Regions from separate parts of the Homo sapiens genome. Here all the other regions are linked to region 1. A link is a contact called in ENCODE Hi-C data. All regions are on one chromosome and are shown on one strand. The core of a region is the stretch at or near the end of the contact, and the rest is flanking DNA. Distances in the headings are between cores, read along the strand shown.

Region 1 (4,954 bases), core at 1,015-3,514:
CGAAGTTAAAAACGAGTTGATGTCCTGGACTCAATCATATTATACATATTTTTCAAATTCCTAAATGATAATGGTATAGCTTTTTCGTTTTTATACTTGTTTCTCCTAAAAGCCTATGAAATCCTTAAGGCAAGAGATATCTTCCTATGATGTTCTGGCACATAACAAAAATGTAAGATTAAATGAAGGACTCTACCACAGTTTAGCAAGCACCATTTATTTAATCAACGTTATTCAGCTCCTTTCCAACACTTTACCACTTCTAATACACTTCTTGGCAACTTTATGTGCTGCAGATCTAGGCCATATGTGCAGAATGAAATCTCTCTAGCACTGTCTTTTCTACATGTATGCCAAAATACCGACATTGCTACTGAAACTCCCCACAAAACATTTGAAATGAACATGAAAATAAATTTGTTTCCTCTGCCTGAGGCATCAGTCTCATAAAACTTGCCCACCAAAGCCTTGCATTTAGAATGCTGTTTTATTAATAAGAACATCACTGGTGAGAAAGTGTGACTGATAAAGACCTCTGATACCTAATAACTGTGATCATTGGGGAATGTCTGCCATATCCCTTCCACTTCAAACATTAATGACTGATACTAACCATCATCTAAAAAAAAAAATGGGCCAAACTCCTTGTGATGCAAGGAGCAAAAATGAAGCATGGAATTAAAATTAGTTTTCAGACTAAATGATCAACATTGTGCTTTGCTTTTGAAGCTCACAGTAATCAGTGAAACTAAAATATATATATATATATTTTAAAAATCACAGGTGTGTATAATTGCCTGAGGCCTCTTCCTAAATTCAACACAGATATTCAACTTCAACTGCTAAAATGGAATAAAAAGGTAGCATTTCCGGCATACAATGTATATTTAAAAATTAAAATTAGTGATAATGTTGAGTTACAATGACCTATTGAAGTCACAATTATTTCAGTTTATTTTTGAGTTTTCCGACCTGAAGGACAAAAGTCCCACACCAAAAAAAGGTAGAATATGAAAAAAAAGTCATTACGGTGTCATTAACCTGAAAAAACGTGATTTTAACTATACTTTGCCACACTCAACGTTACAAATAAAAGAATCTTACCATGCCATTATGCCTTGATTAACTGCGCTCCGGAATCAATCATGGCCTATGGTGTACGATTATAAAACAGAAAAAACAAAGTTCCATCTCATTTCTTTGTACACACATCATTACACAAAGGTGGAGAAACCCTGTGCTAATGTTTGAAGACTATTCTTTTTTTTTTCCAAGAGAAAAAGTTAACACTAGGACTTTATATATTAAGTAATTAAGTAAAAATAACGCTGTCTAAATTATTTTGAAATGCTGCCTCTCTTCCAAGTTCCAAACTATCTCAATTCACTTAGAAAAACGTTTAATCAAAAAACAATTCTAGGCTTCTGATATCCTAATGTAGAAAAAATGCAGATACTCAACACTTAAGATTTTGTTAGCGCACCAAATCATTCCATCTTTTACTTTCAATATTCCTTAAATAATAAAAAGACGGGAGAGATAATTCAGTTGCAAAGACTGGAGGAAACTTGCAGAACTTCTAGTGGAAGTTTATGCCATAAACTTAATAGCCCAGCCAGAACAATCACATTCTACTGCAAGCCAAATGGAGAAAAGAGTACCTTGGAGTGCCCCTATTTAATAAACACGGAACGAGGAAACAGTTAACTGTAAATACAGTCTAGAGGTATCCAGGTGACTGACAGTTCTCCAGAGACCCCGAGAACAGCGTAAAAGACCCCTTGAGGTCACCTCACCCCTGCGAGTCCACGGATTGGGACCTGAGGGAGTTCTCGCCAGCCCGAGGGCGAAAAACGGGCGAGGAGGAACAGATGCTCCTCCCTGGAAACCGCCCGGCCGGTTTCCGCTCTTTCAAAAAAGGGAATCACCCGTTTCTTCCATCCCGACCTCATCCATTCCTCGAACGCTCCTTCTGGATGAGGAAGATGGGCAGTGTCAAGGTTTTCTGGAGGAGAGGAGATCTGGGTCCCAAACACAGGAAAGGCCCCGAAGGCACGCGTACCCCAAGGCCGGTATGTCACCCGGAAGGGTGACGGCAGCCTGCGTGGCGTCTGAGCTAGACGGAGCATCTCCCCCTCCCCTGGTCCGTCGCCATCACCTCCTCTTCCTCCTCCTCCTCGCCCACTCCTGCACTTTCCACCGCGGCGGTCGCCTCCCCGGAAAGCACTCTCAACTCCGGCGCCCGCAGGCCACTTCCGCCTATGTGTCCCTGCGCGCGTGCGCAGACGCGTGGCCCCGCCTCCCGACAGGCCTGTGTGGCCGGTGGCGGGCGGGCCGTTACCTCCCGCGCATGCTCTATGGGGTAGAGACGCTAGGCCGGCACTGCCTAGGTGGGCCGGGCGGTGCGAGGGTCGCCTTTCAGCCTTTACCTCTACCCACTGAAATGGAGTAGGTCGGTGAGCGCCGATCTGCTGGAGAATCTCATTATCCCATCGGCGCTCTGCCTGCTCCTGGCCTCCAAGCCTCTGAAGCCCCTCGGGTTTCAGCTGCCGGCTACCCTCGAGCCCGTGGTGCCCACGAGAGAGGCGACTTTACGTCAGCGGCCCTGGGCTGAGATTTGAGAACGCGACCAAGTGGAGAATGTTGGAGCCAGATTTTAAAATCCTTGTCTTCCTTCTGCGTGCTACTTGATCTAAATGAGATACGGCAAAGTCACAGAACCTGTTTTTATGTTTTTGCCTGATTCATACGGGCTTCTCCGGTGAAGATGGGCCTGAAGTAACGCTTGGGTTGCTTCTGACGTTATAACTCATCCTGTAGCTGCAGCAACCGTGGTCCTTGCAACCTCATAAAAATGTTGCCAGCATTGTTTCGATAGTGCTGCTTAATTCTTGGAAGGTAAATCTCAAAGCTTGAGGACCAGCCATCAAAACTTTTGTAAAAGGTTTTCCCCGCGTTTAGGGCCTCATCCATCACCACTGAGATGTAATAACGTAAAAACCAAGACGGTTTGGGGATGAGCTGTTTTCAGAGAATAATTAAGGAAAATATTACTGTAACGAAGATGGACAATTTTTGAAAGCATGCCTTGAATACCAGAAAGGGATGAATTGGATTAATATGTATGTTAGAATCCAGTCAGTTATGGACAACTTTTAAAATTTTACAGGCACTCTTCAGAAAGGGTAGCATTTGTGTCTTGTATTGGGATCGAGGGTTTGTAAGAAAGCAAGGCACCTACTTTGGTGGTGAGAAAAAAAGGTCTGGGTAGACATTTTCGTTTAATACTTGCCAACGTTGTTAGGCTGGTGTTAGCAACACTTAGGAATGTTGGAATTAAGGCTTAGAGAACTTAAATTTCCTAAAGAGATAGTAAATGACAAAACCTTTCAGTGATGCCATATCGTCACTGTATAATGTGAATTTAGTACTACTGTTAGCCATTTATATGGTGGTTATTTATCAAGTATTTATTAAATGGGCATATGTATAGCTCATATCGTAAACTATGCGTATGAGCTCCCTGTCCTGAAGAAATTAGGGGTTTCCATGAGAAAGTAAATGGCAGTATAAAACAACTTAAGGTACAAGAGGTGTTACAAGGTACCATCTGCTCATGCCTGGACAATTGCAGTAGCCGTGAGCATAGCTTTCTGCATTCCCTTTATTTCTCTACATAGTTGCATTCAGCAGCTGGAGTGATCCCATTAGAACCTGAATATGCCACTCCTCTGTGCAGAACCTTTTAGCGGTTTACCATTTTACTCAGATTAAAGTTCAAAATTCTTACCCTGACTTTTAAGACTGAACTTATTCTTGATGGATCACATCCAAGCTACACTTCAGAGCTTTTCTAATTGCCCCCAAGCACAGCAAGCATCAGTGCTTTGTAGCTGTTGTTCCTTCTGCATGGAACACTGCCCTCTCAGATGTCCACAGAGCTTGCTTCCTCATTTTTTTCCAGTCACTGCTCAAATGTCACCTGGCTCTTCTCTGACTACCATGTCAGTGAAATATTTTTACATGTCAAATGTGAAATGTAGGAGAGACTATCTGGAGTAGTACTTATTATAGAGTAGGTGTTTAATAAATATCGACTCTCTTACAATACTTCCCATTTACTCCTGTGATAACCACGTGGTAAACAAAATTAAAGACTTGCAGCTATGAATTGTTTTTTATTGACTGATTGACTGATTGAGGCAGAGGCTCACTCTGTCGCTCAGGCTGGAGTGCAGTGGCACATCTCAGCTCACTGCAACCTCTGCCTCCTGGGTTCAAGCCATTCTCCTGTCTCAGCCTCCCGAGTAGCTGGGATTATAGGCGCCTGTCACCATGCCCGGCTAATTTTTGTATTTTTAGTAGAGATGGGGTTTCACCTTATTGACCAGGCTGGTCTCGAACTCCTGACCCCAAGTGATCCACCCACCTCAGCCTCCCAAAGTGCTAGGATTATAAGCGTGAGCCACTGCGCCTGGTCCTATGAATTGGTTTTAAATTTTTAAGAAATTAATAATTCTGTAGTATCAGAAACCTTTGGTGTCTTGATTCACATCTTCTGAGCATCACCTCTCATTTCTGACTTGGTTGTGGGGGGCAGTTTCATGCAATCTTACACATTCTTCTCCCTGACAGCTTCTCCTCTCCCACATTTACCAGGCCTCTTTGCTTTCTTCCCTGAGGTTCTTCGGACTTCACACATTCCAGCAGTAGCTCTCTCAGCTCCTGTCCTGCACAGCTTTGAAGTGCTGGTAAGTCAACACATCTGGGGCCCTTCAACCAAGGGGTGACAGTCACTGATGGATAAATGCTCTTGCTTCTTACACTTGAGCAAGATAGTTTTGTAGGCCATTCTGTGTGTTTTTCAAAAAGTCCCAGTGAAATTGGGTTCTGGTTTCTCACAACAGCAACTTCAATAACACATTCTTGTATTATGTCTATATTCTCCCTTCCA
Region 2 (4,800 bases), core at 935-3,434, 2.1 Mb after region 1:
AATTGTTCCTTTCCAATTAGAAAAAAATAATTCATGACCATTTTATAAAATGTGGAAAATAGGAAAAAAATACATAGAAGAAAGTAAAATTTACCATAATCCTAAAACTCTAAAATAAATGCTGTTAAAACAGTTGGGCTTCTTTTAGTCTTTTCAAAATAGGTCATTTTAAGAATTGTTGATTTGGCCAGGCGGGGTGGCTCACATCTGTAATCCCAGCACTTTAGGAGGCCAAGGTGGGCAGATTACTTGAGGTCAGGAGTTCGAGATCAGCCTGACCAACATGGAGAAACCCCGTCTCTACTAAAAATACAAAAGATTAGTCGGGCGTGGTGGCAGGCGTCTGTAATCCAGCTACTTGGGAGGCTGAGACAGAATTGCTTCAACCCAGGAGGCGGAGGTAGCAGTGAGCCGAGATTGCACCACTGCATTCCAGCCTGGGTGACAGAGCAAGGCTCCATCTCAAAAAAAAAAGAAAAGAAAAAGAAAACAGACGACAGGTGCAGTGGCTCACACCTGTAATCCCAGCACTTTGGGAGGCCAAGGTGGGTGGATCACCTGAGGTCGGGAGTTCGAGACCATCCTGACCAACATGGAGAAACCCCGTCTTTAATAAAAATACAAAAAATTAGCAGGGCATGGTGGCGCATGCCTGTAATCCCAGCTACTCGGAGGCTGAGACAGGAGAATTGCTTGAACCCAGGAGGCAGAGACTGCGGTTAGCCAAGATCGTGCCATTGCCCTCCAGCCTGGGCAACAAGAGCAAAACTCGGTCTCAAAAAAAAAAAAAACGAAAAAGAAAAGAAAAATAATCATTGATTTGGGCCGGGTGTGGTGGCTCACGCCTGTAATCCTAGCACTTTGGGAGGCCAAGAGGGGTGGATCACTTGAGTCCAGGAGTTCAAGATCATCCTGGTCAACATGGTGAAACCCTTTCTGTACTAAAAATACAAAAATTACCCGGGCATAGTGGTGGATGCCTGTAGTCCCAGCTACTCAGGAGGCTGAGGCAGGAGAATTGCTTGAACCTGGGAGGCAGAGGGTGCAGTGAGCTGAGATTGTGACACTGCACTGGGTGACAGAGCAAGGCTCTGTCACAAAAAAAAAAAAAAAAAAAAAAAGTTGATTTGCTATTTCTTCAGTTTATCCTGGCTTTATGACTGGAAAAAAATTTTTTTTAACTCAGTTGGATTTTTTCTTTTTTTTTTTTTTTTTTTAAGTTGATGTCTCACTATGTTGCCCAGGCTGGTCTCAGAATTCCTGGGCTCAAACAACCCTCCCGCCTCAGCCTCCCTAGTAGCTGAAACTGCAGGTGCACACCACCATACCCTGCTTTATCCCCACTGAATTTTATAAGCTGCTTCTGACTGCAAAGTGTTTGGCAGAAGAGAGGGATATGGCTAAATGCACGGTATGACTAGCTTGTTTCCTGGGACAGGAATCAGTTCATTCCTGAAAGGGTATGTAAAGAGCCCGTTTGCCTGGCCTAGGAAAAGCCAGAGGTTCAGAGAGAGGAAGTGACTTGCTCAAGATATACAGCTTGCATTAGAGAGGAGAGAACTTGCCTTCTGAAAATGCCCAGGGCATTTTCTACTAAATTCTGCTGCCACCTTAGGATTCCCCTTCCCCAGTGTGGGTAGCATTTGAGCAGAACACATATCTAAATCTGTTAGAGGTTACCCTGGGGCAGAGACTATAAGATTTCCTACCAATAACTAAACATAAGAGTGGAACCTTAAACACGAGGGGTCTGTGAGGGAATCCAAAACTTCCCCTCTTGAAAAAGCAGCCTCTAAGGGGGCAAAATGGAGGGTAGTCTTAGGAAAACACCCAAATAATTATCCTGAGGTCTATCTTGGAGTGTCCTCATGAAAAACCCAGTTACACCCAGGGCAGTTACCTTTCTGAGCGGTTTCTTATAACATTCCTGGAGTGGAAAGTGATCAACTCAAAGCCCTCCAGGACTCTAGAGGCAGGGGATGAGCTGGTGTCAGGTAGCACCTGGTATCCAGCAGCTTAAAAAATCCAGACTCTAGGCAGGCTCTCTGTAGACGTGTGTTCTCCTGTCTCAGACTCTTAGGGCAGGCCTTGGGGGTGGGACTGAAAGCAAACAGACCTTCCCACTTTCACATTCCAGCCTCTGTTATTCCACTTAAAACGCTAGGGTTAAACTGCGTTTACCTTAAACAGGCTTACTGTGTTCACTGCTGGACGCCTCTGGGCAATCTTACCCTCCTGGGAACTGAGAGAGGTAGGTGGAGGTCAGCGTGCTGGGAAACTGGTGGAGGGAGGAAACTGCGGGGAGCTGGTCTTCTCGTGTTACCTCTGTTAAATCGCTGACAGCAGTTTAAGGTCCAATAGGCTGGTACTCAAATGGGCTGCGTGGATGTTTTATATTTCCAGAACCTAGCACAGTGCCGGGCATAAAGTAAGTACACCAAAAAATGTTGAATGAGTCATTTGGTCATGAGATTTCTGTTTTCAAAGGTTTTTTTTTTTTCAAAGAATAGCATGTTTGTATGTTGTTTCATTACATGATGGGCCTACTGGGCACGAGGGTTTTCCATCTGTCTCTAAATCATTAGTATCCTTCTGTATCTCAGTTACAACTTTTAACTTTGTAGGAAAGAACAACGTTCACTTCAGACTTAATGGTTTATGTTTCTCAGTTCCTTCAGGCAAGGGAAAATGTTTCCAGAATTTGATAAGGTACTTGGTACTGTCTGGCATTTAAATTTTTTTTTTTTTTTCCAGACATAGTCTCACTCTGTCACCCAGGCGAGAGTACGGTGGTGCGATCTCAGCTTACTGCAACCCCCACCTCCTGGGTCCTGCCTCAGCCTCCTGAGTAGCTGGGACTACAGGCATGCACAACCAAGCCCGGCTAATTTTTGTATCTTTAGTAGAGATGGGGTTTCATCATGTTGGCCAGGCTGGTCTCAAACTCCTGACTCCATGTGATCCACCTGCCTCAGCCTCCTGAAGTGCTGGGATTACAGGCGTGAGCCACCGTCCACAGCCTGAAATGTATTTTATTTAATTAGTTGCTGTGAGGTATGAACATTCCTGTGAGGTATGAACCTCATTTGATAATAGGTAAAATTGAAAATGAAGCTCTGGGCCATGTAGAAAAGTAGTAGATCCATATTGCCATTCTATGAAAACCCATCTTCTGATATTAAAGACAGGTCTACTAAGTAAATTCAGGTTTTGCCAAACTCAAAGCTACTTTTCTGTTTTCCTTATTTTTAAATGTAGGCCTTTGAGAGTCGTCACTTGTAAATAGTCTTTCTGCACCTGGTAGTAGATTGGCCAAATAGAGGGTAGTTACCTGTAGGCTGTGGTTTTCCAGAAGAAATAGGGAGACTGTAATCCCAGGCCCTGGGGACCCTACAGCGTAAAGGATCTGTTTCTTTGCACTCTGTTCTGATTGAACAGCATATTGCAATTATCGGAAGAAGGGAGGCTATATTCTTTCATGTAATTATTCTTAGTGATCAGAAGCTTGAGGTCTCCCTTGTGGAAGTATTCTACCTATGGCAGTAATTTTTGGTTCCTGTAACTTCAAAATCCTATCAAGGACTTTCTGAGCGATAGAGGTCGGGAGGGTAAGAGCAAAACTCCATCCAGAAAGGTGAAAACAACAAACAAAGCCTCGGGCACGGAGATTGGGCTGCTGTTCTAGCTTCTCATAATATCCCATTTATAGAATACACTCAATCCTCAACTCCAGGGTAACTTTCTGCAACAGTAAAATTAGACTTAAAACGAATGAGGTTCTCCAGCTCTGGCTTCTCCCGGAGACCCTGGCTTGGAAAGCCTGGAGTTGTCAGATATCTTTTCATGTGCAAACGCAGGCGGAAAGTGCCTTTAAGGCCTCGACTCCGCCTAGTAACTGAGCTGCTATTTAACTTTGCTCAGTCTTGCATTGCCTCAAAGTTATTTGACTGAGCTTGAAAAGACCAGCTTTCAGCCAGGCGCGGTGTGGCTCATGACTGTAATCCCAGCACTTTGGGAGGCCGAGTCAGGCGGATCACCTGAGATCAGGAGTTCGAGACCAGCCTACCAGCATGGTGAAACCCCATCTCTACTAAAAAGAAAATACAAAAATTAGCCGGGTGTGGTGGCACATGCCTGTAACCCCAGCTGCTCGGGAGGCTGAGGCAGGAGAATTGCTTAAACCCGGGAGGCAGAGGCTTCAGTGAGCCGGGATGGCGTCATTACACTGCAGACGGGGCAACAAGAGCGAAACTCCGTCTCAAAAGAAAAAAAAAAAAAAAAAGACCAGCTTTCTCTTATAGTTTCCTATTACTTTTTTTCCCAGCTATTTTTTGTTAAACGATCACAACCCACTTCATTTCCCCCTCGTAGCCTCTTCTTCCCCACAGCTTTCCATCCAGGTCTGGAATTAGCTCTGACTTCTCTAGAAGCCCTGAGCTGAGCACGTTAGGTGCCCTACCTCCAGAATCCTCCCAGCATGGCCTGGAGATTGCTGTTGTCTTGACTCTAGACTTGAAAAACCAAGGCCGGGCGCTGTGGCTCATGCCTGTAATCCCAGCACTTTGGGAGGCCGGGGTGGGCGGATCACGAGGTCAGGAGATCGAGACCATCCTGGCTAACACGGTGAAACCCCGTCTCTATTAAAAATACAAAAAAATTAGCCGGGCTTGGTGGTGGGCGCCTGTAGTCCCAGCTACTCGGGAGGCTGAGGCAGGAGAATGGCCTGAACCCGGGAGGCGGAGCTTGCAGTGAGCCGAGATCGCGCCACTGCACTCCAGCCTGGGTGACAGAGCGAGACTC
Region 3 (4,632 bases), core at 1,746-4,245, 2.3 Mb after region 1:
GGAAAAGAGGAGGAGAGAGACAGAGACCCGCCATCGTGGCCAACGACCCCGCCAAGAGGGAACGGCGGTCCACGCACTGGACCCAGCCTCCGATCAAGCCCAGCAGGGGCCGGCAGGTCGCGCCAAGTGCGGGGCCCACCGAGCCTGCGCCCACCTGGAACCCGGGGCAGCGCAGCCCCAGTCCCCGCCTGCGCCTCTCCCTCCACGCCTCCCCACGAGCAGATGGAGCCGGCTCCGGTCTCGGCCAGCCCCAGGGAGGGCCCCGCACAGCGCAGCGGCGGGCTGAAGGGCTCCTCGAGCCTGGCCGATGCTAAGGAGGCACCGAGAGCAAGCGAAGGCTGCTAGTGAGAGGTGACGACGTGCTGGCAGTCCTCAGAGCCCTCGCTCTCGGCGCCTCCTCTTCCTGGGCTCCCACTTTGGAGGCACTTGAGCCCTTTAGCCCACCGCTGCACTGTGGGAACCCCTTTCTGGGCTGGCCAAGGCCAGAGCTGGCTCCCTCAGCTTGCAGGGAGGTGTGGAGGAAGAGGCGCGAGCGGAAACCAGGGCTGCGCGCGGCGCTTCCGCGCCAGTTGGAGTTCCGGGTGGGCGTGGGCTTGGCGGGCCCCGCACTCGGAGCAGCCGGCCGGCCGGCCCTGGGCAATGAGGGGCTTGGCACCCAGGCCAGCGGCTGCAGAGGGTGTACTGGGTCCCCCAGCAGTGCCAGCCCACCGGCGCTGCGTTGGATTTCTCGCGGGGCCTTAGCTGCCTTCCGACGGGGCAGGGCTCGGAACCTGCAGCCCGCCATGCCTGAGCCTCCCACCACCTCCGTGGGCTCCTGTAGGGCCCGAGCCTCCCTGATGAGCACCACCCCCTGCTCCACAGGGCCCAGTCCCATCAACCACCCAAGAGCTGAGAAGTGTGGGCGCAGGGCGCAGGACTGGAAGGCAGCTCCACCTGCAGCCCTGGTGTGGGATCCACTGGGTGAAGCCAGCTGGGTTAAGTCTGGTGGGGAGGTGGAGAACCTTTATGTTTAGCTCAGGGATTGTAAATACACCAATTGGCACTCTATATCTAGCTCAAGGTTTGTAAACACACCAATCAGCCCCCTGTGTCTGGCTCAGGGTTTGTGAATGCACCAATGGACACTGTATCTAGCTACTCTGGTGGGGACCGTGGAGAACCTTTATGTCTAGCTTAGGGATTGTAAATACACCAATCGGCACTCTGTATCTAGCTCAAGGTTTGTAAACACACCAGTCAGCACCGTGTGTCTAGCTCAGGGTTTGTGAATGCACCAATCCACACTCTGTATCTAGCTACTCTGGCAGGACCTTGGAGAACCTTTGTGTGGACACTCTATAGCTAATCTGGTGGGGACGTGGAGAACTTTTGTATCTAGCTCAGGGATTGTAAACGCACCAATCAGCACCCTGTCAAAACAGACCACTCGGCTCTACCAATCAGCAGGATGTGGGTGGGGCCAGATAAGAGAATAAAAGCAGGCTGCCCAAGCCAGTAGTTGTAACGCACTTGGGTTTTCTTCTATGTGGAGGAGGCTTTGTTCTTTCTCTTTTTCTTTTTGCAACAAATATTGCTGTTGCTCGGTGCTTAGGTCCTGTGTTGTCTTTACAAGTGGTAACGCTCACTGCGAAGATTTGCAGTTTTGCTCCCAAAGCTACGAAGACCACGATCCCACCGGAAAGAACAAACATATTCCAGACGCACTGCCTTAAGAGCTTTAACATTCGTTATAGAAGTCTGTAGCTTTGCTCCTTGAGCCAGTCCAAAGCTAGGGAGACCACGATCCCACCGGGAAGAACAAACAATTCCAGACACACTGCCTTAAGAGCTTTAACATCCACCACAGAGGTCTGTAGCTTTGCTCGTTGAGCCAGTGAGACAGCAAACCCACCAGCAGAAAAACTCCCTGAATACTTCTAAACATCGGAAGAAAAACTCTAGAGACACTGCTTTTAAGAACTAACACTCATCGCGAGGGTCTGCAGCTTTCTCAAGTCAGACCAAGAAGCCATCAATTTTGAACACACTGGCACGTTGTGATCTCTCACTATCTCCACTAAAAATAACAAAAATTAGCCTGGCAGCCAGGGGTGGTGGTACAGGCCTATAATCCCAGCTACTCAGGCAGCTGAGGCAGGAGAATCAGTTGAACATGGGAGTCAGAGGTAGTGGTGAGACAAGATCATACGCTGCACTCCAGCCTGGGCAATAGAGTGAGACTCCACATAAAAAAAAAAAAAACTTGGCTGGAATTCGCTTTATTCACTGACAATTATATTGGTCAGATTTGTGTATGTTGATACTTGTAGGGGATGGAGAGGGAGAAGTCAACGATGACAGCAAATTTTAGTGTAGAGCAACTAAGAGAATGGTGGTGCAGGAAACGGAATAGGAGTGACTCCAAGTGGGAATGGAGATAATATGCTGTGGATATTTTGGGTCCACAGAGCTGGGTAAAAATCAGGTTTAACTTACTCCCCATCCCCCTTTAAGATGCTTCTCAAGCAGCCTCACTCCCTAAAACAAACGGATATTTGGCTTTGAGCCACATTATTCTGCAGCCCCCGTATTTTCTTCCAGGCAGGCCCTTCCTGGTGTAGACAAGATCGGGCTTGAGTGACACTCCTCCCTGATGGCCTGCATCTGGTTTATACCCTGTAACTTGTTCCTCTATTAATGGGGTCCTTCAAAATCCAGCCTCAGATTCCCTGGTCCCGCAGCGGTGGCCTCACCTCTGGCGTGGCCGAGCTCACGTGGTCCGGCTTGTGCAAGTCCCAGGTCCAACTCCGGGTCTCCTGCTTTTGGCCACTCAGGATTGGACCTGGGACTGATACTGGTCGGCCCTGCAGGCGCTGCGGACAGGGGAAGCACAGAGATTCCCCGCCGCGTTCCCTGGACTCAGGAGCTCGCCGCGATGCCCCGCCCCACTCTCCACCCGCTGAATGCAGGGCGCATGCTGCTACTTGGCGGCTCAAGCCCCGCCCGCACCGTCCCCATTCTCTGACCGCCCCTCTCCCGGTACACTGCGCAGGCACAACAGAGCCGCTCCCCTCTCCTCGCCCCGCCACCGGGACGGAGAGCGCCCGCCGCTGCATTTCCGGCGACACCTCGCAGTCATTCCTGCGGCTTGCGCGCCCTTGTAGACAGCCGGGGCCTTCGTGAGACCGGTGCGAGTATTTGGGGATTATTCTTATTTTCTGCCACTTTTAACTTTTAGGGATTATTTAGGAGTTTCACGGCCGTCTGCTTTTCGTCCCCCCGATTCAGCGGGCCTTCAGGCCGTGTGGTCGGTGCTTTTCTCGTTGGGTATTTTCTGCTTTTAAAAGAAGTTGTGGATGCGCGGAGCCCCTGGGCTCCTGAGGCAAAGGCTTACCCATGTAGCATAGTGTTGCCTCGTTTCTTGGTGATTTTCTTGCTCCATCTCTTTAAAAGCCTCCCTTACTCGGTGCCGTCTCGAGTTAAGAACTGTGGGCAAGATCCCAAGCCCGCTGCCCTTCCCTGTTTTATGGAAACTTAATTCTTTTTTTTTTTTTTTTTGTCCTTGAGGGAGGGACTTGCTCTGTCGCCCATGCTTGAGTGCAGTTGCCTGAATATGTCTCATTGCAGCCTCTGCCTCCTGGGCTCAAGCCATCCTCCCACTTCAGCCTCCCAAGTAGCTGGGATTTACAGTCGCATATCACCATGCGCGATTAATTTTTTTATATTTTTTAGTAGACAATGGGTTTCACTATGTTGGCCAGGCTGGTCTTGAACTCCTAACCCCAGGTGATCCGCCCGCCTCGGCCTCCTAAAGTACTGGGATGACAGGCGTCAGCCACTGCGCTTGGCCTAATTCTTTAAACAGAATAAACGGGGTATGCATTGCTTTCATCTTTTGGCTCACTGGACACAGGATACTTTCTGTAAGAAAATAGAAGCTGTTTTTCCAAGGGTGTAGTGTCACATGTGAATATGACCACTGTTTCCGTATATTTTATCCTCTCCTACTACTGCCCTCCTAACAAGAACTGTGAGTTGGACGCAGAAGTTTCTAAAAAAGTTGAGCTTTGAAATTGGCTGTTGCAGCAGGGATGAAAAGCAACACCCCTACCTCCCCTCAAAAGAGACATTAAAGTAGTTGGATTAAGGGCACGGGAGTATTTGCTTTTGAATTTAGTGATAACATGGGTAGCTGATGAAATGACTAACACATTCCCTGATTTTAGAGCTGGTCAGTGGATCTTGCTGAGTTTCCCGTGGGCCTATGTGATTAAAACTGAGGTTTTCATGACAATGGTCAGCATCTGTTCAGGGTTTACTAGGTGCTAAGCACCTTTACATGTGACATCCATTGAATGCTCACTACAGCCCCAGGAAATCGGTACCAGTGTTATCCTCATGGTACAGTGAAGAATACTGAGACTTAGGTTGCGTAGCTTGCAGGTTGGACACACTTCTTTCTGACTGCTGGAGAGCTGTGCTTTTAACTACCTCTGATCCAGCTTGTTTTCTGCAGGTGCAGGCCTGGGGTAGTCTCCTGTCTGGACAGAGAAGAGAAAAATGCAGGACACTGGCTCAGTGTGAGTGCAGTAAATGGGTATGGAGTAGCCAGGAGCTTCTGGAAACCAGAGTTCCTTTCCTTAGCTGAAAAGA

The links. Hi-C counts contacts between places; a loop is a spot of excess contacts on that map. Pooled maps may share reads with other maps.
Region 2: a pooled map shows a loop between it and region 1 (4-fold over the local background). The contact joins the promoter of GCNT2 here to the promoter of SLC35B3 in region 1. A Hi-C loop is called at or near these places in 2 of 37 single-sample maps with no recorded cell type and 10 of 50 pooled maps.
Region 3: a loop to region 1 is called in a map of naive thymus-derived CD4-positive, alpha-beta T cell, with 5 times the contacts of the local background. The contact joins the promoter of TMEM14C here to the promoter of SLC35B3 in region 1. A Hi-C loop is called at or near these places in 2 of 168 maps with a recorded cell type or tissue (mammary epithelial cell and naive thymus-derived CD4-positive, alpha-beta T cell) and 10 of 50 pooled maps.

Annotation. Positions count from the first base shown.
Region 1 is chr6:8,433,281-8,438,234 of GRCh38, forward strand. It overlaps SLC35B3 (solute carrier family 35 member B3), which reads right to left and starts at 2,265. Exons shown (of 10, transcript NM_001370479.2): 1 at 2,063-2,265. It overlaps LOC100506207 (a long non-coding RNA gene), which reads left to right and starts at 2,343. Exons shown (of 5, transcript NR_038980.1): 1 at 2,343-2,898; 2 at 4,660-4,751. RefSeq lists enhancers at 1,893-2,032, 2,005-2,546, 2,043-2,102, 2,303-2,472, 2,413-2,492 and 1 more.
Region 2 is chr6:10,519,167-10,523,966 of GRCh38, forward strand. It overlaps GCNT2 (glucosaminyl (N-acetyl) transferase 2 (I blood group)), which reads left to right and starts at 2,185. Exons shown (of 5, transcript NM_145649.5): 1 at 2,185-2,251. It overlaps LOC101928146 (a long non-coding RNA gene), which reads right to left and starts at 2,240. Exons shown (of 3, transcript XR_001743961.2): 1 at 2,182-2,240. RefSeq lists enhancers at 56-751, 2,472-2,531.
Region 3 is chr6:10,720,075-10,724,706 of GRCh38, forward strand. TMEM14C (transmembrane protein 14C) reads left to right here and starts at 2,996. Exons shown (of 6, transcript NM_016462.4): 1 at 2,996-3,167; 2 at 4,496-4,559. The coding sequence starts at 4,540. RefSeq lists silencers at 53-212, 543-682, 2,927-3,056 and an enhancer at 2,996-3,892.